Linked DNA regions of Homo sapiens: region 2 is linked to region 1. Evidence: read pairs that join two places in POLR2A ChIA-PET (ENCODE). Cell type or tissue: MCF 10A. All regions are shown on one strand. Links, peaks and the distances in the headings refer to the core of each region. The heading gives the core; the rest is flanking DNA.

Region 1 (15,649 bases), core at 10,185-15,184:
GCAGATTTAGAATCCACATCAGTTCATTCACTGTCATCAGTTTTCATTTTGTAGTTATCTGCTTCTGAGGAGCAGATTCTTAAAGTTTATTTGGATAATTAAACTTTAAGTTTTTGCAATTATGGTTTCCTGTGGTTGGCTTTTTTTTTCTCTTTGTCCTTGAAATCTCTCAGCATTGAGAAAAAAGGCAAGAACAGTGGCAGGTGCAGAAAAAGCTTCCACGTGACATTTTATAGGTGGCGTCTCTTGTCTCCAGCAATAACATTTTTTCTCACTTAATCTATCCATGTAGAAGTCAAACAACAGGAAAAATGATAGTCATCCAACTGAAGTAATACTTAAGCACTTACTGGTAAGTAAAACAAAAATTCCTCTGGGGGAGGGTTGCCATTCCCTAAGCATTTAAGAGTGATGTTATCCCCTTCTTTGATGGCATTTTTTGGTGGCAGCACTTGTATTGTCACCTGCTCTGTAGGATCTGTAAGAGTTACAGACACAAGTTAACCATTTTTGTCAAGTACCGAATTACTCTGTGCATACAATGTAAATGACTAAATTATACATAATTTTCTCAAGAAGCTAGTAATGGTAATTGCTTAAATATACCTTTTTATAGAAGGATTGAAGCTAATAGCTACTTGCTATACAAGTACTAATCTTAGGGCCAACTACAAAGAAACCCTGTTACATAAAAATCAATTTCTTCTTAGCAAAATGTCTTTAACTGAGGTAGGAATGGTGGTAATTATTTTATGTATAAAAGACCATAGGAACAATCAAACTGCATGGCTTTATGATAGGGAAATTTAATTATATATTATATGAATCTTATAGTTTGGAAGGACAAAAATCAGCTAGCAAATAGCTAAAGCTATTAGATGCCACTGTACTCATATTGCATGATAATACTTCATATGAAATAAAAAGAGGAGACATGAGCTAAACAACACCAGCGAGGATTTCGGCATGCAGGAGAGAAGATCTGCTTAAAAAAAGATGAATCCTATGAACTGAGGGAGAACCTTGACACAATCAACAGGACTGTAAGTGTATTGTAATTTTGTCCTGTTCATTGGAGCCAAGATGCAACTTTCATTCCATTTTGGTCAATTTATGGAGAAAATAGGGCTAAAGGGTATGCTTCAGCACTCAATAGTAGAATGCTAATGAAATTAAATGCTGGATACAGTGAACCATATCTAGCAAACAGGAAATAAAATGAAGTGGTGCTGGCAGTTAGAAATGATCCACTAACCTATCCATTTGTTATGTTGCTGGATAATACAATGAATAATAAATTTTGAAATCATATAATGCAAAGGTATGTTTTATAGAATGTTTTCCACAAGACTTAATAATTATTGAGGCATGTGTATATATTTCCAAACTGGTGGCACTAAAAATTATCTATGAAAACCTATTTTTTTTATTAGCTAACAAGTGAAATGAGTAAGTTATACTTTTGGAGGCTTTGTTCTATCTCTTGCGGTCATTTATTTACCTTTCTATAGATAAAGTGCAGATAAAAAAACTTAGAAGTTTGTTATAGATTGTTTCTTTGCCTTTTCTCTATGCTTGGGCATCTCTGAATACTTGTCCAGTACATTCTGAGGTTAAACGGTGATTGATTTAATACATTTCTTATTTGTTTTTCTGGATTTGCCTGAAGTAGTTTCCTAACCAGCAGTTTCCGGTGAGGTTGAAAAGTAAATAAAATCTGGTTTTGGTGCCCTGCTGACCTTCCGTTTCCGGGCCTCTCTTGCTTTTCTTACTTGGCCCTTCTCTGACTAGTGCTCATGTTTGGCCTGTGGCATGTCACTGTGGCACATCTCTGATCAAGGTTGACACAACAGAACAGCCAGGGATGGCAATCTCTGACTTCCTTCTCTATTTTAAAACTCCCCTTCTCTGTGTTCCCTTTTCAATAGGCTCCGCTTTGTATTAGAGAGTCATCAAAGGGTTAATGTAACACATTTGCGTTTTGACAGTAACTCTCTGCATGTCCACTAACGTGTTTACCTCAAAGTTAAGGATCCCTTGCTCTGCGTTTGCCCCTGACTTTGAATTTTACTCTGCCCACTAGTAAATCATCATTTTGCCCATTGCCCTGGCTTTCTCCTTTGCCCTCTCTTATCCATTCAGTCACCATGTCTTGATGATTAATACTTTACAATATATTTTGGGTCTGATTCTCCCCTTCTATTCTCACTAACACTTCCCTAGTCCATGTCCTAATTAACCTAAACTTGAAGCAATGCCATCAAATTTCACTTGGTTCCTCACCTTGAGTCTCCTTCCTTTTGATCCTTTCATATATATTTCCTCTGAATCTGTTTTCTGAAGTAGCGCTTTGAATATTACAATGATACTCAAAATCTGTTACACATTCCCAACATATGAAGATTAAAAATAAAAATTCCTTAGCCTGGTATCCACAATTTGGCTTGAACCCAGCTCAAGTGAGAGTCTTCTCTCTTACTCTGCTACATAAACCCCTACAAAATAACCAAAACTGTCTGCTGAAATTTTCTTTTCATGTATTTATTTATCCTACAGTCCTTCTTCATTTATTCATTTGTTTGGCATCTATATTGTGCAAGCCTTAAGTGCTGGAATTAGGAAGTTGAAAACCCTGCCTCAATGAACTTTTCCTCTATTTGTAAAGACACCAAACTTAATAATTAAGAGTATGACCACATAAAACCTGCATATGACACAAGCATAGGGATCCTGGTAGCCATCATTACATGAGACTAGGAAGCTTCCTGGAGGAACTGACCCTGGAGCTGGGTTTTGACACATAAATGGGTATTTGCTAAATGATAAAGGTGGGAAAATGACAGCATATGCATAGGCATGTAAGTATTACTCTACAGAAGGAATCTGGAAAGTAGAACAGACCACAGTGGATACAGGCAGTGATGAGGGTTGAGACATACTGTAGGACCATGGCTAAAACGAACTCAAGGCATACTGCAATTGGGGGAGGGGGAAGGATATTAATCTGAGAGCTCTGGGGAGTCACTGAGAAGTTTTTGTCACATTTGTGTTTTAGAAAAATATTTCTGGCAGCAGTTTGGAGGGCAGTTTATTTGGGGGTGAACAGAGAATGGTGGGCAGACAAGAGAAATACTATTTTGCAATTCATTGGAAAAATACTACTTTGAAATCCATCGCAGGAATAGAGGCAATGAGGAATGGTGGCATAAACGTAGGCAGTGTCAGAAGGCAGAAATCAGATCAAAACAAAGATTAAAGAGCTAGATTCTCTAAAACCTCGTTACTGATTGAATAGGGTAAGAAAGGAGTGGACTGGTGCATTTTTCTCAAGCTTTCTCAAGATGAATTGGCCAATTTTTTTTTCTTGAAATGGACTCGTCTCTCCTTTCCATTTAGCACTCTTCTTCTGTTCTCTGAAGTCTTCCTAGAGCAGTGGTTCTCCACTCGTAGTCCTCAGATCAGCAGCATTAGCACCATCAGGGAATTTGTTACAAATGCAGAGTGTCAATCACCGTCCTATACCCACTAAATCAGAAACTCAAGGCCAGGGTGCAGTAATCTGTGCTCTAACAAGTCCTTCATGTTCTTCTGATTTACACTACAGTTTGAGAACCACTGTCCTTGGGCACCTGAGCCCTCAAGACTCTTAATACTGAGTTCCTAAGACTTTTACCCTTACAACCTTGCATTGGCAATTTCCTTCTGATGTAGGTGTCTTGTTTCTCTACTGGAGTAGTACACTCCTTGAATGTGAGGACTGTCTTAAACTGCTTCTTTGTGCTTCGTGTTTTCACCATGAAGCCCACTGTGGCTTCTTAAAAGCCATGACAAGTGCACCTTACACAGCCAGCATGATAAAATCATTTTCTTCGTATCCATTCAAGAACTTCTCCGTCTACCCAACTCTGCATGCCTCATACTCACAGATATTTCTATTCTTTCTGAAGCCAATTTCCCAATTCTTATTACTTATCTTGATGTTCTCTCCTGTGTTGTACACCTACACTTACACTAATATGGTTTATTTCCAATTGAATATTTCTAACAGAAAGAATTCTGGGCCGGGCTTGGTGGCTCACACCTGTAATCCCAGTACTTTGGGAGGCTGAGGTGGGCAGATCACCTGAGGTCAGGAGTTCGAGACCAACCTGACCAACATGGTGGAACCCCACCTCTACTAAAAATACAAAAATCAGCAGGGTGTGGTGGCATGCGCTTCTAATCCCAGCTACTTGGGAGGCTGAGGCAGGAGAAGCACTTGAATTCAAGAGGTGGAGGTTGCAGTAAGCTGAGATTACGCCACTGCACTCTGGCCTGGGCAACAGAGTGAGACTATGTCTCACACAAAAAAAAAAAAAAGAAAGAAAGAATTCTGCCTTCACCTAAAAAAGTTTGATTTTAGATAAGCTATACATAATGAAATATTAATTTCTTGGGTTTAAATCAAGTTGAAACTTATTTCCCAAGTTTAAGGCAAAACTACCTTTTAATATTAGGGCAACTTTGGAAGAATTTCACTTTTGTTCTCATATAAGATATTGTGCCCTAGGGAACCAAAAAAAGAAATGTAGGTGAGGTGATTCTTTCGAAAGGCTCAGCAGGCATTCCTGGCTTTTCTCTAAAATAGATGTAGAAGTGCTAGGTTACTGTAGAACACATGCCAGTATCACAAAAATTTTAGATAAATTAATAATAAGAAGAAAATCCTTTATTGCATTTTCCCCCCAAATATCTTCAGCTCTATGTTTATATTGTGATAATGACCATATAATAATAATAATAAAGTACTTAATAATGACAATTTAATGTGTGATGTAGCATGCTATTTTTGATTTGTGATTTCACTTACTCTCTATAACAACACTATCAGTTAGGTATTATATTTTTCCCATTTTAAAGTAAGAAAACTGAGATGTAGAGTAATTAAGCTACTTTTCAAGAAATGGTAATTGATAATGCTGGGACTAGAATTCCAGAATTTTTGCTTCTAATCATTAGATTATCTTGGCACCTGTCTTACAAGGAAAGCACAGCAATGGAGAAAAAGATTCTATTCTAATATCTACAGCTAATTTAGGGCAAGACTCTGTGCCTCACTTTACTAACTAAAATAATGAAGTTAGAACAGATGACCATGAAGATTCCTTTGTAGACAAATACTCTGTTTCAAATACACAATTTAGTTAAGTAAAATGTCTTGTAATACAACATCCTATCAAACTTATGCAATTGATCTTATTATTAAAATAAATTTCTTCATTAAAATGGTAATCTCTTATTTAGAAAGCCAGTTAAAGTCTATATTTGTCTGTCATTCATCCAGAAAATAAGTTATAGATCTTATCTTTAAAGAACTTAGTGTGTAGTGGAATTCAGAAGAGACACTCATAGATAAAATGTAGAGAGTGAAAGATATTATAGGATGGATAAATGTTTATTCATGCTATGGTCTCCTAAAGAGGAAGAGATTATTTGGGTGCCATCAATTTGGGGTGCAGACTGGAAGCAGAATTCAAAGAGTAATTGGATTGGGACCTCAAAGATTAATAGCATTTGAATATTATTTCTAATACATTAAATAGCATAATTATATATTGAATTACTTACAGTAAATATCAAATACTGCCTGTTCAGAATGAATTGTTTTCTGGCCAGATGGTCCATAATATGTCACCGAGCAGGTGAATGGCATTTGTATGTCAGCCTTGGTTGTCTTGTACTCCAGGGTGGAAGTCATGGTATAGAGCTGAGTCACTGGGTCCATTTCCTTTTTAAAAATTATGACCACCGCTGAAGAAAATAAAGAACACTGATGATAGGGTCTTTCATCTGACAATCACAATCCTTAACGAAACAGCACCACACCTTTGAGAAGTGTTTTTTTTCCTTCTAACTGTATTCAGCAGGAGAGAAAATTGACATGTAGTGAGGTTAGATGTCGTTTCAAAACCGTGAATCAGAGACACAGAAATAGAATCCTGGAATCCCTTTTCCCACTCACTTAATTAACTTCTAGATCATGCCATATACAGAAATTATTTCCTCTGCTCTTGATTCTTCTGTACAAGGGCTGAAAATGATGTTTAAAAAATCATGTATTAATTTAGTACATACTTAAAGTAACAGAGCATAAGAGTCATAGCTCAAAAGAGGGCAACATATTTAGATCCTGAATAGTTTAAAGCGGGGGTCTCCAACCTCCAGGACTGGTATGGGTGCAAACAGCAGGAGGTGAGCGGTGGGCAACCACAAGAAGCTTCTTTTGTATTTACAGCCACTCCCCATGGCTCACATTACTGACTGAGCTCCTTCTCCTGTCAGATCAGTTGTGGAATTACGTTCTTACAGGAATGCAAATCCTGCTGTGAACTGCACATATGAGGGATCTAGGTTGCATACTTGTTATGAGAATCTGATGCCTGATGATCTGTCACTGTGTCCCATCACCCCTAGATGGGACTGTCTAGTTCCAGAAAAACAAGCTCTGGGCTCTCACTGATTCTACATTATGGTGAGTTGCATAATTATTTTGTTATATATCACTATGTAATAATAATAGAAATAAAGTACACAATAAACCTAATGCCTGTGAATCACCCTGAAACCATCCCCCCACCCTGATCCAAAGAAAAATTGTCTTCCATGAAACCAGTTCCTGGTGCCAAAAAGGTTGGAGACCACTGGTTTAAAGAATACCTAGAACAAAGAAAGTCAGAACAGGTCCTCTGAATGTACTCCCTGTCCTCCTGCCCTCACACCCACCTCCTTCAAGGGGATGTAGCACTTTTCCATTCCTGTACCATGTGATATTGCCATCTGGATAACTGTCTTCTGAAATGCAGTCACCCAACTGCAAAATAAAAAGGCAATGTTATTACCTTGGTTCAATCAGGGGCTGTCAATTTGGAAACTCCAGAAACTCAGGCAATGCAGAGTTATTCCAAGGGTTTCTTGACCCGTTTATTTTCCAACACTGACCAAAGACTGAATACATGCTCTCTGGTATAAAAACAATGTCTTTTTAAGACCTTTTTAACAATTTATTTGAAAATATACTTTTGACGATTTTTAAATGTGCAATAGATGGTGTCACTATTATAAAATCACATTCATTTGAAAGCATTGCCAAATTCATTTTGACACTATTCATTTTTAACATTAACCAAATAACATTACTCTATTAACACTGACTATTACCATGAATCATAGATCTTCATACGGAAGAATAATTTGGTGTTAAAATGGGGCTGTGTCTCCAGTTTCATACTACATATATTTCAAGAGGATATACATTATCATGCTCTATAATTCCCCTCACTTTCTTTAAATGTATTTTAACTTTAATATTTGGTATTCATCAAATAATTTTATGCAGTAAAATTTAATATGACACAAAGAATGTAGGACTTGGGTTTCCATCTCCCAACAAAGGAAAACTTTGGTATTTTAGTTACATTATTATTCAATATGGAACTCCAACTTTGTCCCCCACTTTAATACAGCTTCCCTTCACATATCTGCTAATGTGTTGTTCGAATCTGATCTCACCTCTTTACTTCAATCTTTCAGTAGCATAATTTGCCAACAGAATAAAGTCCAAACTCCCTATTTAGTATGTAAGATTTGTCATGATCCAACTTTTCTTTGCCTCTCCAGATTCATCTCTTTCTATCCTTTCTTGTTTTCTGTCTTGGCACCCAGTTTCATCAATGCCAAAATTTGCTGTTTCCCAAACACACCGTTCTCTTTCACATCCTATTATTTCATATTGTTGGAAAGCCATTTCTACCTTTGGCTTGGTGAAAATCTATTCATCTTTCATCATTCTCTCTATATATTTTTTCTACACAGGGTCTGGCTCTGTCGTCCACAATGGAATGCAATGGTGCAAACATGGCTCACTGCAGCTTTGACCTCCTAGGCTCAAGCAGTCCTCCTTACCAAGCATCAGCCTACCAAGCAGCTGGGACCACAGGCATGTACCGCTATGCCCAGCTAACTTTTAAATATTTTTTATAAACAAGGTCTTGCCATGCTGTACATTCCTGGGCTCAAGTGATCCTCCCACCTTAACCTCCCAAACTGTTGGGCTTACAGGCATGAATCATGCTAACTGGCTTCATCCTTCTATTAAACAATCCATTAATTCAAATGAGAAAGACTCCTCTTTTCAGAAATGACCCCACCTTCCTTGATGTCCTCATGGTTACCTGAGACTGTGAGCATGTTGTACCCTCTGTGCCTTGTAGATAATTTCTGATTGGTAGCTGCAACACTGTCATCTCCACAAGAGCAAAGCCTTTCTTACTTGTCTTGGAATGTAAGGTCAGAAGAAGGCACTTACAACACTGGCTAAATAAAGGTATTAATCAAAAACAATTCTTACCTTTTTTAGCTGCTCTGTTTCGAGAAACAGTGCTTTGCTTACAATTTCAGGTTTAGATGGTTGCTCTAAAGTTAAGCAGAGAAAGATTTTAAGTACATATGTAAGAAAAACGGGACTTCTGTGATTTGATTCACAGCAAAAACAATTCATTTACTCAATACAGAAGAATAAGCAACAGAATAAAAATAGATTTCGTTATACAATCTGGATTTGGGGAATCTATAGGTCTACCCCTTCAAATATTTATTATCTTAAATATTATTTTCAGTGCTTGTAATTCCTTTGAATAAAATATAAATAATGCTTTCTGAATGCTTTATAAATAGTGAATATGGATTTGATAGTGAAACAGGGGCTAATGTCCTATATAGGATATATTGTCTCTAATTGATTACCATGAGCACTTCTTACTTATCAGTAACTTCCAGCTCATTAACTGAAGACATTAATTTACATGAACCAGAATCACAAAGATACTTGTTTAAAATTCAGATTTCTGAGCCCTATTTGGCCTACTGAATCAGAATTCCTGAAAAAAAAAAATCCCATAACTCTACATTTTAAACAAGTTTCTAGGGGATTCTCAGTCACCATAAAGTTTGAGAAACACTGTTCTAAAATCATGGGAAATAGAAAGCAAGTTAAGGAATTTATAAACCCAAATTTCTGAAATATCTCTAACTTTACCTCTTAAGCCAAGTCACAATATGAAAGTGTAAATGTGAGAAAATCTTTCAAATGTGGAACCTGAGATGATGGACAAAAACATTTTAAATATAGGTAGTTCTAAGAAACATAAATTTTAATAAAGACTTCAGGAGCAATTGATTAAAAGTTGCAGCAACAATTTATTATTTAAACTGATTTTAAGTTATTTTATTCTTAGCTGCTATTTTCTATCAATGATGGATTTTGCGCTTTTTAAATAGCTCCAACAATTAGTTTACACAAAAAGTATATTGCCTCATTGTCACTGATGTTTGTGAGTCTCATGGACCAAAATTATTCTATTTTCTTATAAGCAAATGTATTTAAACAATCAGCTACTTTTTCTTTTATAGTCTTATTGTTTACCACCTAATACTTTTAATTTTGATTACCAAACTAAACTAAATTGGCTTTTGTATAATTATTACTCAATTTGGAATTCAGTTATTAGACATGTTACCTCCCTAGATCATTATAGAAAACAGGGAAAATGACAAAATGTCTCTGCGGTAGCAAAATGGATATCTTTAGATTATATGAGAAACAAATGTAACCTTCTTTAGGTTAATATCTAGAGTTAATTTCCCCTCATAAATATGCTTTACATGAGATATTAGAATAATGAACAAAAACAATAAATCCTCCCATGTGTTGAACTCATGCTCTTTAATTATAAGAGGGCCTACTTAACTATTAATTCTAGAAATATAATTCCACAAATACAATTTTCACAATGATGATTTCTAGTTTCCAAAGACACTGATTGGGAACAAAACATAAGCAAGATAGAACAATAGAAAAAATAAATATAGAAAAATAGGAAGACACAACAGAGAAAATTAACATTAACACAAACTAGAAGTGACACTTGACTACCTGATTGGTAGGATAGTGACCATAAAATGATAAAAAGTTGACCAAGAAAAAAAAGCTTCTCAAAATAGACACCAGTTTCTGGGAAACATATTGTGTGGGGGTTAAAGCCTTTCACGTAAGAGTAAACCTTGACATTATCACTATTTTAATAGAATGTTATTAATGTTCATAATTGGAACTCTGATTTATTGATGAAACACTGAATCTTATTTGGAATCCACGTTTTAAAAAGGCAAATATCTAATACATTTGAGAGAAGAATGCATCTGAAATATTTAAACAAAAAGAAAATTCTTGGGGTGTAAGTAAGTCAAAGTTTTCTGGAAACTGAAATCAGTTATTTAGTGACACCCTCTCTGAGAGCTCAATAGATGTAATACATGCAGTTAATTTACGTGGCCAATGAAGAGTCAAAATGAACAGAAAAAAAAGGTCAAAACATTCTTAGTTTCTCCTTCAAGAGTACTATGCCTGGAATATGTGATGATATTTGACAATTCTCCCCATAAATTTAGGTTCTAAATAGACAGATTTGGTGGGTCGCTTTGCCAAGTTTCACTACTTTCCAGTTCACCAAAGTAAAATATCCAGACTGTTGTGCACATACTCTTTCTCTAATAGAAAATGTATAACTTTACTTTGCTTTGTAAACCCTGTAATGTTTTATCAATGCACCCATAATCATAAACACTTTGTATTTCAGTGTTTGGTCCTTTACTCATGGTCATGTGTGTTTTGTTGCCATAAATGCTTTATAAAATTCCTTATTTTTTCAATGAAATGAAACTGTAGCAAACCTAAGGAAACCTGATGAAAGGATGTTTAAAGCTTAATCCTGTTTACATTATGATTCGTCTTTCTATTTGGAAAAGAGGGTCACAGTGAGTATTGTGAATGTAATGGTAATACTTATTTCATTTTCCTGAGTTATTTTCTCCTTAAAGGTTTGTTTTGAGTCCTCTATATTAACTATGTATCTTGAATGTAATTTTCTTTTATATTAGGTTGTGACAATTGATGAGTATTAGTTGGAGGACCATAAAAGAGGACATGCACTATTTTAGCAAAATTGCATATTGATTCCAAAGTGTTAAAAAATAGTCTATGTGAATTATATCTTAACATGATTCAAAGATTCATAACCAAGTATAGAATTGAAGGGAAAAGCAATGCTACAAATTTACTTGCATCATTAAAGTAATTTAGTCAAGGGCAATGATTTAAGCCAAATTTTGCTTCTGAGTCTTCTTGGCTAAGTTTCTCTAAATCATTCAACTGAATATTTATCAAATGGAAAAATCATGCCTTTGTTTATTTTCTTTTTTTGCTGACCTGGCTATCTTAAGTAGTTAGAAGCTATATTATAATAGGGCCACACTATGGTAGCTTAAAATTATAGAATAGGGAGATTAAAAATATCTTACAGTGTTTATTCTAAATCTGATAGTATTTTACAAGGTGTGTGTGTGTGTGCGTGTGCACGCATGTGTGTGTTGGAGACAGGGGCAGCTGATATTCATGGCAACATGTAGTATGTGCCAGTATCTTGAACAATGATATATAATGCTAAGACTCAAATGGTTTCGGTTTGTAATACTTTTGTTTTAAGCTCAGGGGTACAAATGCAGGTTTGTTACATAGGTAAAGTTATGTCATGGGGGTTTTTGTACAGATTATTTCATCACCTAGGCATTAAGCCTAGTACCTATTAGTTATTTTTCCTGATTCTCTCCCTCTTCCTACCCTCCTCCCTCTGAAAGGCCCCAGTGTGTGTTGTTCTCCTCTATGTGCCCATGTGTTCTCATCATTTAGCTCCCACTTATAAGTGAGAACATGCAGTATTTGGTTTCTGTTCCTGTGTTAGCTTGCTATGGATAGTGGCTTTCAACCAAGTAAATTGTAGGGCTTTCACTAATACCCATTAAGGGCTGATCATATATAGTGAAAAGTTAAGCTACATGTAATATTTAGTGTCAATTAAAACATTTCATAAATAGTGCCCTTACTTTTCCCTCTACTTTTCTTTTTGTTTTATATCATCTGCAGTTATACAGGAGATTTTATAGCTGGAGAAGAAATTGTGGTAAGGGGCTGGGGAGTGGTCAGAAAGAAATATACTGAAATAGACAGCTCCTTTTGTTCTAATACCCAGACTATTGCTAGTAAGAGCTATGAACATTAGCCTTCAAAGAATCTAAAAATCAGCAACCTACTAAAATGTATATTTTTTGGCATGTAGCCAGCTCACAGCAAGGTGAGAATGTAGTGAAGACGGCACAACTGCTCTGTATGACTCACAGTGTTCTAGTATTACTATAAAAACCCACACATAGGATAGCTCAATTTAATAAGAGAGGAGAGCAAGTGAAGGCAGATGCAAATGGTCGTGTTGACTCAAAACGGCTCCTCCCAGTACTTTGTCAGCAATCACCCCTCATAAATCATGAAGTACTTTAAGCCAACTACTGTGAGCAAAAGGTATCTTTTATATTTAAATAATCAAAATGAAATATCTGGTGTAGATCTCATTGTTAAACAGAACATTTTCTGCTTCCTCCCCCCTCAATGCCCCCCAAAATTTTACTTTTAGGTTGAATGACTTTTAGGAGGAGGGTGAAAGCAAAGACACTTAATTTTGATAAAGCAGTCAGAACAGTATCCAAGTGGGAGGAATCCAAATAAAAGCTCTGAAGTACCTCTGTGTGAAGCCACTAAACATGGCCTATCATCATCATAAGACCTGGTCCATATGTACCACAGAGCAGACTCTATGTCTGCAATACCACAGAGCAGCACCAGAGTAGACTAGACTTGCAATTAGCACAGGGTGTGGTTTTCAAATTTTTTTTAGAGCTGGAGCAACTCCTCTGTTTTCTTTTTTTTTTCATGAACAAATTATCATGAAAAACTTTGAAATGTTGAAATAGACTGAAGCCTCACTAATCAAGTAGAAATAGCTCCTTACCTTCCTCAACTGTCTTCATTAACTCATGAACAAGATCCTAGCATCAGAATGGGAAAACCTCCCGTCTCATCCAAAGTATTCATTTTACTGATGAGGAGTGAATCTTAGCCCCAGACTGGTGAGGTGACTTGCCCAAAGTCAGAAATTAGCAGCAGATCTCATAAAGTAAGTTCTCCTGGTGACCCGCTCAGTGACTGCTCCATCTCACCAACAGCCTTCTGGCTCTCTGGGTACCCATTTGACTTCTAGACCTTTTTCACAATCACTAGAACGAATCTTTGGGCACCTTTAAAGGCTGACACTTGCTTCTGAATGGTTTTATTAACCTCAAATGTGCACTAAATAAAAACACAGTTTGATTTTGATGCCATTCAACTAAAAGAAAAAAGCTGATTAGTGGTGACTAAGAATGCCACTTATTTGGATTTGGGCTGATTCATAGGTATGATTTCTTGCATATGAGGAATAGCTTAAAATTAAACAAGCAAACCTGCATTAAAGATAGCAAGGTCATTTGCCAGGGGCTGTAGTTAGAATAAAAACAATTTGACTTAGCTCATGAGGATGGCAATCAGCAGCAGCCTGATCTGAGACTGGCTCCCATTAACCACACTTGATTCTATGGTACACGGTGCACGTTGCTAAGTGATTCAACAGAGGGAAACAGAGGACTGATTGATGGGCTTAGTAACTCTTAAGTGACTGCAATATACACATGCAGAGAATGAAAGTCTCCCTGTCACAGCTGCTTTTTGCTTCACAGAAAGTGACCCAAAGTAAATTCATTGAAAACAAAACAAAACAAAAAAACAAACCAAAGCCCCTATATGTTTTTTGTAAACATTGTCTTTATCATAAGCTTTGCTGTTCATTTTACTGGATTTGGAGGGTCTCACGATTTCTAGCATAAAACACCATTTTCAAGAGTGTGTAACTTGTCTATGTAAATTCTCCCTGGCCCACAGCCTGGAATGCAAATTCTGTTTCTGAGAATCACTTTGTTTTCAACAACATCAAAAAGAGAAGGGAGTAGGGGGGTGTTGGCGGTAGGTGGGGTGTGAGTTTGTTTTCACAATAATAGAAATTCCCTGTATTCCAAATCAGCTGATAAATTTTATTGAATTAGGCCAGCTGAATTTTTTTCAGATTTCTGAAAAAATCAGATTTGGCCTGATTTACAGGTATGATTTCTTGCATATGAGGAATAGCTTAATGTTTTTTTTTTTTTTTTACAAAATGTTTTGAAAACTGTCACAAATAATTCTTCCAAATGAAACAAACTGAATTTTCTCAACTCCCTTGTATATTACCATCTCAGTGTAGGAAAATTTTAACACCTTAAAAATGAAACCTGACAATGACAAATTAATACATATAACCATTAGAGTGCTGTGACTTAACCTCTGTAGCTACTGTGGTCCATTTTTGATGTCTGGTTATATTATGACATTATAACTATCACCAAAAAACTTTTTGATTACTCGCTTTAGAAAAGTGTCCTGAGCAGTGCACTATTCATCTTTCTAATAACATGAAAGTGAAATAGAAGAAAAGAAAAAAATACATGGGCCACTGGCAAATGCAGGATGCAGACTATTTGGGATGTTTTATGGAAACAGGCATGACTGCAAACACTTGGTTTGCACTTGGTTTGATTCATACAACGATCGAGAAGTGTGGATGGTTTCTGGAAAGTGCCTTCTAAGCTGAAAGGTAATCAACTGAAACATGTAATATGCTCTTACAAGGTTCTTCTAGGGAACAAAGGTTTCCTTTGATAGTATAAGCATGCTTTGAATCTGCATCATGAGCCCATAGGAGCTTTGAAGTCCGTATAAATACTTGAGGGACAGACCTACTTAGTTGCATAGGCTATTACAAGAGAAACAGGAAAAATCCATAGTTACTTGCTGTAGTTGGAAGGCCCTCTGGGTTTCCTTCTTCCCTATTTATTTTAATAATTTCTAAGCGCTGTCAAGTTATCAGAAAGCAGAGGGGAAAAAGTTGTAAAGTGAAACCTTCTTCCCTAATTAAAAAAGACTGAAAGACTGGCATTCTGAAACTTTTGAGACCTGTTTCGTTCCCTGTAGTGTCTAAAATATTGTGAAGTAATAGAGGCGGGACTTTTTATTTGAGTTTTAAAAGATGAAATACTTTAATTATAACTTCTCAAGTCATTCATTTGCACAGTTATTTGCACAGTAACATTAACTATATGCTATCATTAGGCAAAGTAATTTTGTCATAGTGACTATAATTATTCCAAGTTTCTTCTACAATTTTCTCTTCTTCCATCACTACTCTACTTTCTCCCCTTGGTGTATCCCACATAAGCATTCAGGGTATAGTGAGTTTTTTTAATTTTAGGACAATTTTCTAAAGCAAGTGAATACTTTTTGAAATCTAAATCAATAACCAGTCAATAAAGGTCAGGATGGAAATGTATCTATATCTCTAATATATATAATATATAAAATATTTGTATGTGGATATATATGGGATATTTATATATGTGGATATATATAAATGGAAAATTTATACCTCTGTTAAAATATAGTTTGAATTTGCTTATATTTTTTTATTATGCAGCAAAATGGCAATTTCATTTGGTTCAGCCAAATACATGTATATGTATGCGTGATATACATGATTACATATATATCATATATCTATGTATGTATCACACAACACTTATTTGTACATGTCAGTAAAAA
Region 2 (16,404 bases), core at 4,853-9,852, 130 kb after region 1:
GCTTAGCTCCCACATATGAGTGAAAATATATGATGCTTGGTTTTCCATTCTTGAGTTACTTAACTTCGAATGATAGTCTCCAATTCTATACAGGTTGCTGTGAATATCATTATTTCCTTCCTTTTTATGGCTGAGTAGCATTCCATGGTGTGTGTGTATATATATATATGTCACATTTTCTTTATCCACTCATTGACTGATGGACATTTGAACTGGTCCCATATTTTTGCAATTGTAAATTGTGCTGCTATAAACATGCATGTGCAAGTATCTTTTTCATATGACTTCTTTTCCTCTGGGTAGATACCTAGTGGCGGGATTGCTGGATCAAATAGTAGATCTACTTTTAGTTTTTAAGGAATCTCCACATTGTTTTTCCATAGTGGTTGTACTAGTTTACATTCCCTCCAACAGCATAAAACTGTTCCCTTTTCACTGCATCCATTCCAACATCAATTATTTTTTAATTTTTTGATTATGGTCATTCTTCAGGAGTGAGGTGGTACTGCACTGTGGTTTTGATTTGCATTTCCCTGATAATTAGTGATGTTGAGCTTTTTTCCTTATGCTCATTGGTCAATTGTACATCTTCTTTTGAGAATTATCTATTCATCTCCTTAGCCCGCTTTTTGATGGAATTGTTTTTTTTCTTGCTGATTTATTTGAATTCTTTGTAGATTCTGGATATTAGTCCTTTGTCAGATGTACAGATTGTGAAGAGTTTCTCCTACTCAGTGGGTTGTCTGTTTACTCTGCTGACTGTTCCTTTTGCTGTGCAAAAGCTTTTTAGTTTAATTAAGTACCAACTATTTACCTTTGTTTTTGTTGCATTTGCTTTTGGATTCTTGGTCTTGATGTCTTTGCCTAACTCAATGTCTAGAGAGGTTTTTCTTATGTTACCTTGTAGAATCTGTATAGATTCAGGTCTTAGATTTAAGTCTTTGATCCATCTTGAGTTGATTTTTGTATAAGGTAAGAGGAGAATCCAGTTTCATTCTTCCACATGTGGCTTGCCAATTATCCCAGCACCATTTGTTGAATAGGGTGTCCTTTCCCCACCTTATGTTTTTGTTTGCTCTGTCAAAGATCAGTTGGATGTAAATATTTGGGTTTATTTCTGGGTTTTCTATTCTGTTCCATTGTTCTATGTGCCTATTTTTATACCCGTATCATGCTGTTTTGGTGACTATGGCCTTATAGTACAGTTTGAAGTAGGGTAATGTGATGCCTCCAGATTTGTTCTTTTTGCTTTGGCTATGTGGGCTCTTTTTTTGTTTCATATGACTTTTAAGTTTTTTTTTTCTAGTTCTGTGAAGAATAATGGTGGTATTTTTGATGGGAATTGCATTGAATTTGTAAATTGCTTTTGGCAGTATGGTCATTTTCACCATATTGTTTCTACCCAACCATGAGCATGGGGTGTGTTTTCATTTGTTTGTGTCATGTATTATTTCTTTCAGCAGTGTTTTGTAGTTTTCTTTGTAAGGTCTTTCACGTCCTTAGTTAGGTATATTCTTAAGCATTTTATTTTATTTTTTGCAGCTATTGTAAATCAGGTTGAGTTCTTGATTTGATTCTCAGCCTAGTCACTGTTAGTATATAGCAGAGCTACTGATTTGTGTACATTAATTTTGTGTCCTGAAACTTTGCTGAATTCATTTACCAGTTCTAGGATCTTAATAAGTCTTTAGGATTTTCTAGATATATAACCATATCATCAGCACACAGTGACAGTTTGACTTCCTCTTCGGATGCCCTTTATTTCTTTCTCTTATCTGATTGCTCTGAATAGGACTTCCAGTATTGTGTTGAAAAGAAGTGGTGAAAGTGGGCATCCTTATCTTGTTCCAGTTATCTGGGGGAATGCTTTCAACTTTTCCCATTCAGTATGATGTTGGCTGTGGGTTTGTCATAGATGGCTTTCATTACCTTAAGGTATATCCCTTCTCTGCCAATTTTGCTGAGGGCTTTAATAATAAAGGGATACTGAATTTTGTCAAATGCCTTTTCTGCATCTATTGAGATGATCATGTGATTTTTGTTGTTAATTCTGTTTATGTGGTGTATCGCATCTATTGACTTATGTATGTTAAACAATCCCTGCATCCCTGGTATGAAACCCACTTAATCTTGGTGGACTATCTTTTTGATATGCTGTTGGAATTGGTTTGCTAGCATTTTGTTTAGGATTTTTGCATCTATGTTCATTAGGGATACTGATCTGTTGTTTTTTTTTTGTTGTTGTTGCTGTTGTTGTTATGTCCTTCTCTGGTTTTGGTATTAGGGTGATAGTGACTTCACAGAAGGATTTAGGGAGGATTCCCTCTTTCTCTATCTTTTGGAATAGTGTCATTAGGATTGGTGCCAATTCTTTGAATGTCTAATAGAATTCAGCTGTGAATCCATCTGGTCCTGGACTTTTTTTTGTTGGCATTTTCTTTTTATTACCATTTCAGTCTTGTTGCTTGTTATTGGTCTGTTCAGAGATTCTGTATCTTCCTGGTTTAATATAGGAGGGTTGTATGTTTCCAGGAATTTATTCGTCTCCTCTACATTTTCTAGTTTATGTGCGTAAAGGTGTTCATAGTCGTCTTGAATGACCTTTTGTATTTCTGTGGTGTCAGTTGCAATATCTCCCGTTTCATTTGTAATTGAGCTTATTTGGATTTTCTGTCTCCTTTTCTTGGTTAATCTTGCTAATGATCTATCAGTTTTATTTACCTTTTCAAAGAACCAGTTTTTTTTTTTCATTTATCTTTTTATTGTTTTTTGTTGTTGTTGTCGTTTAAATTTCATTTAGTTGTGTTCTGATCTTAGTTATTTCTTTTCTTCGGCTGAGTTTGAATTTGGATTGTTTTTGTTCCTCCAGTTCCATAAGGTGTGACTTTAGATTGTCTATTTGTGCTTTTTCAAACTTTCCAATGTAGGCATTTAATGCTATGAACTTTCCTCTTAGCACCACTTTTGCTGTTTCCCGGAGGTTTTGATAGGTTGTGTTGTGGTAGGTCAGCTCTCACTAACAGCTGTTTCAGTATTGACTGAGTGGTTAAGTTAAATATTAAAAGCCAGTGCCCTTATACAATGGCTGGGATGTAACAAAAAGCCCATCAGGAGTTTTGCCTAGGCCTTTCCTGGGCCTTAAAGCATGACAAAATAACGAAGGAATTCTTAATAGGACCCATTTAGGACTAAAGTTTTATTGTGGGTCTAAAGAAACTTCCCAGACCTCCACAAACAAGTTTATTGGGGGTCTGAAGAACTCCTCAAACCTCCATGATTTAGCAGGAGACAAGATAAGGGTAATTACCCCAGTATCTGGACCCATGTAGATTAAGTAAGACATTTACTGAGGCTCCAGAGCAAGGTCTTCAGGACTCAGACCTTAGTTACAGATTAAAAGAAGTTGATCACTGTGTCTTTAGGCGAATGCACACTTACACATAGACATATAGCCTAGAAAGTATATAAGCTCTGGAAAACTTTATAATTTTGAATTGGTCTAGTGATAATTTCCAGGTCTTCTCCCTGTAACCGGTTACAGAAATAAAAACTCTCTTCCTCCCCAGTTTATCTGCATCTCATTATGGGGCTGTGAGAAATAACAGCCCAACCCTCAGTTTGGTCCGGGAACAGTGTCACTATTATCATTCAATTAAATGAATTTTTAAATTTCCATCTTGATTTTATTGTTGATGCAATGATCATGGAGGAGCAAGTTATTTAATTTCCATGTATTTGCATGGCTTTGAGGGTTCCCTTTGGAATTGATTTCCAATTTTACTCCACTGTGGTCTGAGAGAGTACATGATATAATTTTGGTTTTCTTAAATTTACTGAGACTTGTTTTGTGGCCTATTATATCATCTGTCTTGGAGAATGTTCCATGTGCTGATGAATAGAATGTATATTCTGCAGTTGTTGGGTAGAATGTTCTGTAAATATCTGTTAAGTCCATTTGTTATAAAGTATAGTTTAAGTCCATTGTGTCTTTGTTGACGTTCTGTCTTGATGACCTGTCTGGTGCTGTCAGTGGAGTATTAAAGTCCGTCACTATTATTGTGTTGTCATCGATCTCATTTCTTAGGTCTGGTAGTAATTGTTTTATAAATTTGAGAACTCTTAGGTGCATATGTATTTAGAATTGGGGTATTTTCCTGTTGGTCTAGTCCTTTTATCATTATATAATGTCCCTCTTTGTCTTTTTTTTTTTTTTTTTTTTTTTTTTTGAGACGAAGTTTTGCTCTTGTTGTCCAGGCTGGAGTGCAATAGTATGATCTTGGTTCACTGCAACCTCCACCTCCCAGGTTCAAGCGATTCTCCTGCCTTAGCCTGCCAAGTAGCTGGGATTACAGGCATGTGCCACCACGCCCAGCTAATTTTGTATTTTTAGTAGAGACAAGGTTTCTCCATGTTGGTCAGGCTGGTCTCGAATTCCCGACCTCAAGTGGTCTGCCTGCCTCGGTCTCCCAAAGTGTTGGGATTACAGGTATGAGCCACCCCACTGGGCCCCCTCTTTGTCTTTTTTAACTGCTGTTGCTTTAAAGTTTGTTTCGTCTGACATAAGAACAGCTAATCCTGCTTGCTTTTAGCGTCCATTTGCGGAATATCTTTTTCCACACCTTTATCATAAGTTTATGTGAATCATTATGTGTTAGGTGAGTCTCCTGAAGATAGCAGAAACTTGGTTGGTGACTTCTTATCCATTCTGTCATTCTGCATCTTTTAAGTGGAGCATTTAGGTCATTTACATTCAATGTTAGTATTGAGATATGAGGTACCATTCTATTCATCGTGCTATTTTTTTTCCTAAATACCTTGTTTTTTTTTTCATTGTGTTATTGTTATATAGGTCCTGTGAGATTTATGCTTTAGGGAGGTTCTATTTTGTGTATATTGAGGATTTGTTTCAGGATTTAGAGCTCCTTTTAGCAGTTTTTGTAGTGCTGGCTTGGTAGTGGCAAATTCTCTTAGCATTTGTTTGTCTGGAAACAACTGTATCTTTCCTTCATTTATGAAGCTTAGTTTCACTGGATACAAAATTCTTGGCTGATAATTGTTTTGTTTAGGAGGCTAAAAATAGGACCCCAATCCCTTCTACCTTGTAGGGTTTCTGCTGAGAAATGTGCTGTTAATCTGATAGGTTTTCCTTTGTAGGTTACCTGATGCTTTTGCCTCACAGCTCTTAAGATTCTTTCTTTTGTCTTGACTAGATAACGATGACTACATGCCTAGTCAATGATCTTTTTGCAACGAATTTCCCAGGTGTTCTTTGAGCTTCTCATCTTTGGATGTCTAGATCTCTAGCAATTCCAGGGAAGTTTTCCTTAATTATTCCCTCAAATATGTTTTCAATACTTTTAGATTTCTCTTCTTCCTCAGGATCACCAATTATTCTTAGGTTTGGATGTTGAACATAGTCCCAAACTTCTTCGAGGCTTTGTTCATTTTTTTTCCATTCTTTTTCTTTGTTTTTGACAGATTGGGTTAATTCAAAAGACTTGTCTTTGAGCTCTGAAGTTCCGTCTTCTGCTTGTTCAATTCTATTGCTGATACTTTCTAGTACATTTTGCATTTCTCTAAGTGTGTCCTTGATTTCTAGAAGTTGTGATTGTTTTTTATTTATGCTATCTATTTCACTGAAGAATTTTCCTTTCATATCCTGTATCATGTTTTTTATTTCATTAAGTTGGACTTCACTTTTCTCTGGTGGCTCCTGGATTAGCTTAATAATCAACCTTCTAAATTCTTTTTCTGGCAATTCAGAGAATTTTGTCTTGGTTTGGATCCATTGCTGGTGAGCTGATATGATCTTTTTGGGGTGTTGAAGAAACCTCTTTTGTCGTATTACCAGAATTGTTTTTCTGATTCCTTTTCGTTGGTGTAGACTATGTCAGATGGCAGATCTGGGATTCAAGGGCTGTTGTTCAGATTCTTTTGTCCCACAGGGTGCTCCCTTGATGTGGTGTTCTCCCCCTTCTCCTAGGAGTGGGGCTTCCTGAGAGCCAAACCGTCATGATTGTTTTTGCTCTTCTAGGTCTGGCAACCCAGTGGAGCTACCAGCTTAGGCTGGTACTGGGGAGTGTCTGCAATGAGTCTTGTGATGTGATCCGTTTTCAGGTCTCGCAGCCTGCTCCGGTGAAGGTATCAGGGGAGTGAAGTGGACACCATAAGGGTCCCTGGTTGTGTTTTTATTTAGTGCACTGATTTTGTGTTTGTTGGCCTCCAGCCAGAAGGTGATGCTTTCAAGAGCACATCAGAGCTGGGTGTGGCGGTTCACACCTGTAATCCCGGCACTGTGGGAGGCTGAGGTGGGTGGATCACCTAAGGTCAGGAATTCGAGACCAGCCTGGCCAACATGGGGAAACCCCGTCTCTACTGAAAATACAAAAATTGGCTGGGCGTGGTGGCGGGCATCTGCAATCCCAGCTACTTGGGAGGCTGAGGCAGGAGTATCACTTGAACCCAGGAAGAAGAGGTTGCAATGAGCTGAGATTGCACAATTGCACTCCAGCCTGGGCAACAAGAGCAAAACTCCATTTAAGAAAAAAAAAAAAAAAAAAAAAAAGCGCATCAGCTGCAATCCTATAGAGAAGATGCAAACTTGCCCTAGGGACACCTGGTTAAGTATTCAGGTTTCTCAGACGGTGGGCAGGGCTATAGGGCTCCCAGGAGATTATGATCTTTGTCTTTGGCTACCTGGGCAGGCAGAGGATGACCACTAGGTAGGGGCAGGGATAGACGTGTCTGAACTCAGCCTCTCCTGGGCAGAGCTTGCTGTGGCTGCCATGGGGGATGGGGGTGCAGTTATAACTCCAATGGAGTTACATTCCAAGGGGGATTATGGCTGCCTCTGCTGAGTCATACAGGTCTCCAAGGAAGTGGGAGAAAGCCAGCAGTCACGGGCCACACCCCGCTCCCATGCAGCCTGCACACCTAAAGGCCGGTCTCACTCCCACCATGCCCCACCAACAGCACCGAGTCTATTTCTATGCAGCAGGTGACCAGGGCTGAGAATTTGCCCCAAACCACGAGACTCCCCATTGAGAAAGCAAGCTGACTCACAGTTTTTCAGCATCTCATGGAGCCTGCAGCAGTGATACAGTTCCTTCAAAGGGTCTGTGGATTCTCTCTGCTTTCCTGGTATGTTCCTGCTGTAGTTCTTGGAGCAATGGTTCACAATGAATCTCCACACACTGCTCTGTCTGTCTGAGTGGGAGCCACAAGCTAGTCCTGCCTCCTATCCAACATCTTCTAGTTGCAATATCGACATTTCTAATAATATGACAAAGTATCTAGATTTGGCACATTTCTTGATGGAATATTTCCATTGAGTATAAATGAAATCACTATATTATCTAAGAGTAAGCTGTTTTATTTACTTTCTGTATAAGCCTTATCTTGACATCTATGATGGGGATGTTTGGTAAAGCTTCATGATTGTTATTTCTATCACTCACTTTGCTTCCTGTTTGTCATCATTCACTACCCCAAGTTGCTATTTTTCTTCTCTGTTTTTTTCAAGCAGTCGTTTGCAATCATGGCTACACATTAGAATCACTTCTAAAGCTTTTAAACAATACTAATGCCTGAGCCCCAAGTCTAGAAATTCTTATTTCATTGTCTGTGGTTAGACTCAATTATTCATATTTTCAAAACTTCCAAGATGATCCTAAGTGCAGTCAGGGTTGAAAACCACTAGTCTAGAGGAGTTTACTTTGCTTCAGAACACCTAAGTCACATGGACATTCCTTAATAATGAGAAAGACGGGGTCATTAAAAGGGCTATACTATGGGGGTGGCAACTTTACTCAACTTCTTCAACTTAATATGAAGAAGTCTTTCTAAAAGAGTCAGAATGATTTAAAACAAATTTTAGACATACTACAAGTTCTACAAAGGCAAGGACTCTATCTATCTTAGTGATTATTGTATTTTCAGGTGTTGGTAGTTCCATGCTGATAACATATAAACACTTGATAAAAATTTACTGGATGAATGAATGAATAAACAACCGCACTGAGAGCAACCATGAGCTTAGTGGAAAATACAGCGTATTTCTTGTGACAATGCTATCTGACTATTATCTTCTCCTGAACATTTTGTACTGCTCCTCTACTGTGCTGCTCCTGTGTCTCAGCCCCTAAGGAAACTTCCCAAGTAGTTGTGTATAGGAGTCAGCAAAATTCGTAAGATTCAGTGGTGATCTTTCAAATACTAGACGTAAATTACAGAGACAGTACATAATTTCAGTTTTTATTTATTGTCTACTTACATTTATTTCTATTCCACACAAAAGGGGATCATCAGCTACTAAGGTGTGGGTGTTCCTTGTGGAATCAGTAGCCAATTTCTAAGAAACGATCAATGCCTGTAGCAGTTCCTTGTTATGCACTAATCTAGGTTCAACTTCCATGGAAAATACACTTCTGGTATAATTCTGATTGTCCAGAGTTTGTTTGCTTTTCCTTTATAATACAGTTTTGCTTTTCTTTAATAGTAAGAGTCTTTAGTAATAGTTCGATTCTTGAGTGCCTACTTTGTGTACAAAATGCTTTAATACACATTTTTAAAATTTAATTATGCCACTAACTTTATAAAACAGGTATTACCTTCCCCATTTTACAGATGGGAATTAAAGTATCCAAAGACTGATGTAACTTTCTCAACGGCAAATGACTAGCTGGTAACTGAGTAGAAATCTAATCCCTGGTCTACTTAACCCCATCTCTGAACAATAGATTAGTTTCTCTTCTCTTCCCTCAACCAACAAATCCCACCACCACTTCCAACACAACTACCATCATTCCATCTTCAGGGAATCTTACACTTGAGTGTTTAGTATTTCTTCACTTCTGTCTAGAAAGAGTTCTTCTCTTTACGTATGTCCTGAGGGTCTTTTACTCATCTCTGAACCTGAGACTAAAAAATGTTAAAAATTCTTATTATTACTGTATTACTCTTCTAAATTTATAGTATTCTAAAATGACAGTGGTAAAATCATTATATAAATGCAAATGATACATTATGCTCAGTCTATTAAAGTTCTCCTTCACAGTATCAATGAATAAAATTAAAATTTATTTTACATTTCTTTTACAATATTTCATACCTGCAAAAATGAAGATATTAGGTTTCTGCTTATTATTTATAAGTTAAATGACATATTAAATGATGTTTGCAGCAGATTTTTTTAAGGCATTTTTCAAAACCTAATAGTAAAGTATCTGTTTTATCAATGGCAGATTAGAAGCTTTCAAATACTTTACCCACAAACATGCTATAAGAAAAATACTTTATCATCTTCTTAATGACCCAAACAAGGGCTATCTGCTTTTCTCATTCTTCCTGTGTATGTTTAAAAGCATCTATGCCCTTTTATCAGCCTTAACAGGACAACGTAGTTAACCCTTCCAACTATTATGCTTATAACCTCAATTATTTAAAAACAGGTAGGGACAACTTATAAAATCTGTATATAACAATAAAGGTATTAACAAGTCAGTGACAGAAAGTAGGTGATGATAGTCAGGGATGGGGTAAGGAAATTTAGGACAATGTTTGCTACTTTTTAAGAACAGTTTTTATACGAAGGGATGTAGGCTGTCTGCTAACCAAGTTAATCTTAGCCAGTGGGTAAGAATGCTCTGTATTCTAAGGCCAATGGTGACTGCTGAAAAAGAGCCAAAGTTTTCCAAACAGAGTGGCTCTTGTTGTCTTTGTGGGAACTGACTGGCTCTTGGATTTTCCAGGGAGGGCAGGTTTTCATGGTTTGAGTGGTCAGAAAAGGATAGCCTGAAAGATTGGTCAAAAAACATAAAACCATCAGGATATAACATTAAACCATTAAGAGATTATGAAATTAGCATTAGTTACAGTAACTGGATATAGTCTTTTGCTTATTTCATTCACTTTTTTTCATACTGAAATCTGATAAGAAATTAAAAGAATTGTAGACAATAAATCTAGGCCTAATATGTGTATTTATATGCAACAATATACATTTATTGCCACTAAATATTCCCTCTTAACTACTCTGAATTGCTTTAACTAGTTATTTGATATATGGGTAATAATAAAATTTATATTCTGATGTAATATGACATTTTGATTTATACTTTCAAACTTACAAAGTTTAAAAGGAAAGATGAGTATTGTAAATATACCAACAATCACTGCACTAGCTTTTAGAAAGGTAACAGGCATGCAATTTCCTTGAAACTAAAGTGTAAAGAAAAAAAATAGGTCAGCAAATATTTACTGAAATTTGCTGGGTACGATGATGCATACAGAAATGATCAGTGTCTGAACTATATCTGAATAATTTCTGTTAAAACTGAAATGCAATTATTTTTGAAATGCAAAAGACCACCAAACTCAAGTAGCATTTTAAAAAAATGACAAAAATCAGTTGCAGTCTGTGTTTTAAAGGAATTTCAAATATGCCTTATAAGAAATTCACATTAGGGGCTGCATTTCTATGTATTTTGAGTAAACTAACCAAAGTAACTTAAGATTCACAAGGAAAAGAGATGAGAGTAGAACAAAATAAAAGAAGTGTGAATGTAGTAAAAAAAAATCAAAGAAAAGGAAGAAAAGGAAAAAAAAAAGCTTATGAGTCCTAGAAGGGTTAGAACACTTTTTTTTTCTTGCTCTTGGCAGAAGGAACAAAGCAACAAGCAATCTCCAGTGCTAAGAAAAATGTAGACATGAATTAATGGTGATTAGAAATTGGTAAATATTACCAGCTTCTTTATAAATGGCTCTCCTAAACATGCTATGGTTAATGGTTTAGGGTACAAAAGATATGACCAAAGCAAAAGCCATAAAAGAGGCTTTTATACTAAGGAAATAATTTATACAATAAACACAAGTGTAGTCATTCCAGCTGGCATGCTGCTATCCATCTTAATTATTGCAATAAATGAACCACTGGCCATCACATTTAAAAGACTATGGAAAACTGGATGGCTACCAAAAGATCAGAAAGAAAAGCTTTATGTTAAAATAAAGTGATGATTAAATTGAAAATCAGGCCATAATACTGATGATACATTTTCACTAGGCTAAATAAGGTAGCATTATCTCTGAAAATTATATTTACTTGACCTCGTAAATTTCTCAGTAATTTAAGAAGCAACTATATAATTTGTGCACTATCCACATACCAGATTGTATTTACAGAAAGCATTTTTTCTTCTGAAAAAAAATGAAAGAGGGGGAGCTGCAGTGGGCATGCATGGGTCAGCACAGCATAGGCTAATTGAAGTTTTGGTATATAGACAGCACTGCCTCCTCTAGGACAGCTGTTCTCAAAGTGTGGTCCCAGGACTGGCAACATCAGCAACATATGGGACCTTGTTAGAAATGCAAATTTGGAACCCCACTTCAGAAATACTGAATCTGAAACTGTAGATGTCAAGCCCAACAACCTATGTTTTAACAAACTCTCCAGGTGATTGAGAGGCACGTGCAAGTTTAAGAACCACCATTCCACCAAAACAAAAGCTTCATAGGACCATGTTTTCTTTATCACTGCATCCCTAGCATCCAACTTAACACAGTAGCTAACCCATGGTAGTCACTCAACAAATATTTGTTGAATTAATTAGTTAAGAAAGCTTTTATTAAAAAGTGGATTTAAAATGATATTCTAAAGCATTATTTTACATATTTTTAGTGTTGTCAAATAAATAATTCCATTTATCAAACAGAAGTTCAATTTTTTTAAAAGCTTCATTTTATTGGTTCAGTTCTTATTTGCATTTAGTCAAATTATATTTGGAAAACAAAGTGTTCTTTAAAAAGGTATGTGACAATCATTATACGTAAATAGTTTAGAATTTCTGGATGAGTGGTTAATTTGTTGTGTTTCGTTGTTATTGAAAATTGGAGGGAGGGTTATTTGAGGAAAGCTTGATCATGAAAAATGGAATCTACTACCTATTCATGAATATATTATGTTATGTTAAATAACAAGAAGTGATAGCTATAAGTTTAAATTGATATGTTTAAATCTATTATCTCTATACTTGGTATAAATTATTTTTTAAATTTAGTCACCCATTTAAACTTAGAGTTATCACTTTTTGTTATTCAACATAACATAATGTACTTACATAATTTTGAATTACAAAGCAACTCAAGCACTTTGACTAAGTTTACTTCATATATACATGTGTACAACTTGCAGAAGATACACTTTATTTTTCAAAAGTAATGTTTATAAGGAATAAACAAAAATCAAAACTTAAAACAATAGTATAATATTTATCTGTAAAGCTTAAACTCACATTGCCAGTTAGATAAGGGAACAAATGCCAAGAGAAAAATTTATTAATCTCAAAAGGCAGAGTAATGGCCTCATCATTTCACAAAGCACAATTTCAGGAGACACACTTTATTGTATTTCTTTGTGTGAATTATAAACTTTAGTAGAAAATGGGAAATAGGCAAAGTAATACATTTTAACTGTAGCACACCAATTGATATAGCCTCGCAAAAAAAGGTTATTTTGAAAAATTAATTCAATTCATCTACAATAGGAAACCTGTCACCATAAGCTGAAATTGGATAAAAGTCCACAGATAGTTAACACTTTCATGCCACCTAAAAGTATACATATGCTTTTTATGAAAAATTACTATCTCACATGCTAACATTTAACAAAGGAACTATAAAACTGCTAAGAAATGAATCCAGAGGCTATGGTCTTTGGAAAGGTATGGTAACCTTTAAGAGGGCAATCACTTTTTCCTAAATACTACTTGCAGAGTTAACCATCCCAATAATCGCTGACACCATGAACATCAAGGACAGACAGAGGACTGGGCAGTAGGGAAGCTATGGTTCCACAATATTTTTACTGTTAGATAGTAGATATTGCTGAAGAATGTCCAAAACTTCATTAAATCTACTAGAAATTAATTCTACTTAAAAACTCAATTTGTACTAATGCTTTTGTTCATCCTTTGTTTCTACCTTTTAGGAAGAAGTCCAGTAAGTTTCTAGTAATCTTGTCCCGTTTCTCAGTTTTGTCTCTTTCTCCAGATTTGAGACATTGCCCAATCAATCCCTGTGCTTTTCCAAGTTCAGTTTTGCCCTTTGAGTCTGATCCTTCTTTCCTTTTGGCTCCCACAGATATTCAGGTCTCTTCTATTTCAAAGATTCTCAGGAAGATCATACCTCCTAGCTCCTAAACCTCCTATTTCTCTCCTTATGATCATCACTAAGCTCCATTCTCTGTCTTCACTGTACTCCAATGATTTGCACAGCAGCCACATCCTTGAATTGTTGAATATAGATACAGTATTTTACTCATTTATTCAGCACCACGGTTATAACTTGCTTATGATGAGTGTCTAATAAATATTAATTTAATTAAGCAAAAAATGCTATAGTAGGCAGTTATTATTGTGCTTGCCCAGTCTACTTTATTAGCACATCCCAAGGCTTCTTGAAATTGCACAGAAACCTATCAAATTCCCCTCCTCCAATGTTAGTTGACTGGTCCTAAATGGACACCTGACCCAAGCTAAGCCAATCAGAAACCTTGCCCTGTGAATTCAGAACTAGGCAAACTATGTTTATTAAATGGAGGAGAACTCAATCCAGGAGACATGGGCTGCCATATGGCCTTAGAATCAAAATGGGATAGTCTTCAGAAAGAGAGAAGGCAAATGAAAAGAAAGAAGAGCTGAGGAATTGAGACAGACAGAACTGATAGCCTTCATGCCCTTAATTTAAATTCGTTCTTGAGATCTAAGTCCTAGCTTCATTATAGAGATGCATATCTTACTATAGCTCTGTTACAGAGACTTCTTGTTCCCTCGTTATATATCCCCCATATTTGCTTAAGCTAGATCCTGTTGATTCCTGTCATTGCAATAAGATATCCTAAATAACATGGTGTCATAAGTCATATTGAATTAATTGCTTTTAACTTAATAGTAAAAGAAAAGCATATTTTCATGGGAATAATCTAAAATGGAGAGCTGATGTAAAAGAATCACTTGACATCAAATAGAAAAAATATGTCACATGAGTATACATACATAACAATTTAGTAAGAAAACATCTCTGGATATAAGAAATAAGAGCTCATTTGTTGCTGTGAATTTCTCTATTTCTGTGTACTCTCCAAGGACAAAAAACTCTTGAATCTTCATATTATACTTTATAGGATTACAGTGACACTGTATGAAACATCCTCCTGAAAAAGTTGCATTGAAGATTGTACAACCTGAAGAGTAAAAACATATTCCATTGTGGTCACTAAATATATATTTTAATGGAAAGATCTTGAAAGGCCCAAAATAACTGCCAAAAAATTTTAATACCAGAAATCCTTTGTTAATAAGTTGGCAGGGCGGTCATTTGATGAAAAGTCAAATCATACATGTTGATTAACTTAAGATAAACTTTGAGAATAAGTTTATGGCATGAGGTACATGCTTTATTTACTGTGCTTACAGTTATAAAGTTAGAAATTACTCCGTGAAATACAGTCATTATTACCTTGCTTGCATTTTATTTCACCAATTATAAAACTACAACTACTTTCCACATTAGTAGAAAAAATGAATATATACAACCAAACCTTACAGGTCTGCTATAATAGGCTCAGAAAAAACAAAGGCAATTTGTGTAAGCTACTGAATTATCTAAAAAATTTCCCAAAATATAGTCATTGGTTTGCCATGCTTGTTTTATGGCTGCAGTTAATATTAAAATGGAAAAAGAAACCACCTTTCTGCCTAAACAATTTTGCAGATGTCAATAAATCTATAGATTGCAGGAGAAAATTGGAGTTGTGTAGTACTAAACACAATTTAACTCTGAAATTAAAAAAATATTTTCAGGAGTAGTTTATGGAATATATTACATGTCCTGTGTTTTCCCAAAAATAGTGAAAACTTGTTAAAATTCCTTTGGGACATAGGTCTGATTTATAAAGCCAGACTAGCTGGAAGGCATCTAAGGAAATCCCTGCAGTTTTGGTAAATGTAAATAACAACAAAGAAGCAGAGACATTTCTATGGGCCTGTTGAAAAGAGAACCAGGGATTCAGAAAAGCCTAGGCACGTGGGAGGAAATGCAGTCATTTCCAGATCATGACGTGTTTGCTCTGCAGGAGATAAGTACCTCAACATGCCTATGCTTCCCTCATCCCTCGCATGTCCCTTCCGCGTAGCTATGTATGTCCTTCTCAGACACAGACATACATAGGTAGTGAGTCATATGTCAGGGAAACACATAGCAAAGTAAAATGCGAAGTAAACAAAATTAACCGATTACTTTAAATTATTTTGTATTAGTGGATTCAATTGTCTAAGAATAAAATTTTAATCTTTTCAGCTTTAGGAGGCTTACAGGCTGTTACCATACTTAGTCAAAGTACTATAGTACTTGGCTACTAGTGAAAGTACCATAGTACTTGAATACTGATGTGAACCTCTTGAAAGAATGGACTCGAAATATTTTGTAAAAATACACAGGCACAAAATAACAGTATTTTGATATTACTGACTGCTTTTCCAAATTTGCAATTATCTATATTTGAGTGAGCTTAAAATAAAAATTTAGATAATATAAATTCCAAATCATGTGGAAAACTTACATGTATCTTCATGGAAATAAATAATAGGGCTTTTTGTATTTATTTGTTTTGTTCTTCTGTTGTATTTTGACTTATAATGAAGAATTATGGTTATAGAAGGTACCAGACATCAAATAGTCCTAAATCTAGACACTGTATTTCATTCATGTAGTATATTTTACTTCAAAACACTGCTTTCCAAATGCTGGTTTTCCAAATGTCTCAAGTCAGACATAAGGTTAAACAATGTAAACAATTTCTTTATACCAGGAGTTAGCAAAGCTCATTTCTATTGTGAATTCTAAGAGTGAGTATAAGTATATGCCATTATAAAATTAATTTGGTTGTGGTCTAATTATCTGGATCACAAGAATTTAGGAAATACTTCTCCAGAAATACTATGCCACAGCTTTTAAAATAATCCATTGTATTAAGTGTGGTTCAACAATCTTGAGTGTCAAAAAATTATTGATACAAAATTTAAATTCCTCTTATGGTATGTTTTCTTCTCATACTTGCTCGCCATAACATGTATAAATTTATTTCTACTGAAGAATATTTGCACTTCTGTTAACTGTATGTTTGGGTGATTTTTTTTTTAGTAGATATCCTCTAGGCTTACATTGTTACATTTGCAAATCACTTCAAAACATCAATCAAGAAGCAAACTATGCAACTTCATCTTAAATGTGATTTAACTTAAACATAGACTAATATAAGAATGGCAATAAAAATGAAAGATCATTTTAATTTCAATATGTTTGTAGGTTTATTGTAACAAATAAGAAAAAAATTCGCAAGCCTAACGG

Evidence for each region. Peaks named below come from ENCODE experiments on the same cell type or tissue, not always from the same donor. Only the 100,000 strongest peaks of a DNase experiment are listed, where the experiment ranks them.
Region 2: POLR2A ChIA-PET joins it to region 1 with 5 read pairs; 2 of 35 experiments call an interaction of 5 or more read pairs at or near these places.

Annotation. Positions count from the first base shown.
Region 1 is chr3:105,524,804-105,540,452 of GRCh38, reverse strand. It overlaps ALCAM (activated leukocyte cell adhesion molecule), which reads right to left. Exons shown (of 16, transcript NM_001627.4): 4 at 8,387-8,451; 5 at 6,763-6,850; 6 at 5,608-5,790; 7 at 351-478. Among named protein-coding and RNA genes, the nearest start is that of ALCAM, 170 kb to the right of the region's middle. In MCF 10A, for the core only: no CTCF peak of the experiment used is centred there; a DNase peak (open chromatin) is centred at 12,292.
Region 2 is chr3:105,393,100-105,409,503 of GRCh38, reverse strand. All of the region lies in intron 1 of ALCAM (activated leukocyte cell adhesion molecule), which reads right to left. Among named protein-coding and RNA genes, the nearest start is that of ALCAM, 34 kb to the right of the region's middle. RefSeq lists an enhancer at 6,286-7,485. In MCF 10A, for the core only: no CTCF peak of the experiment used is centred there; a DNase peak (open chromatin) is centred at 6,793.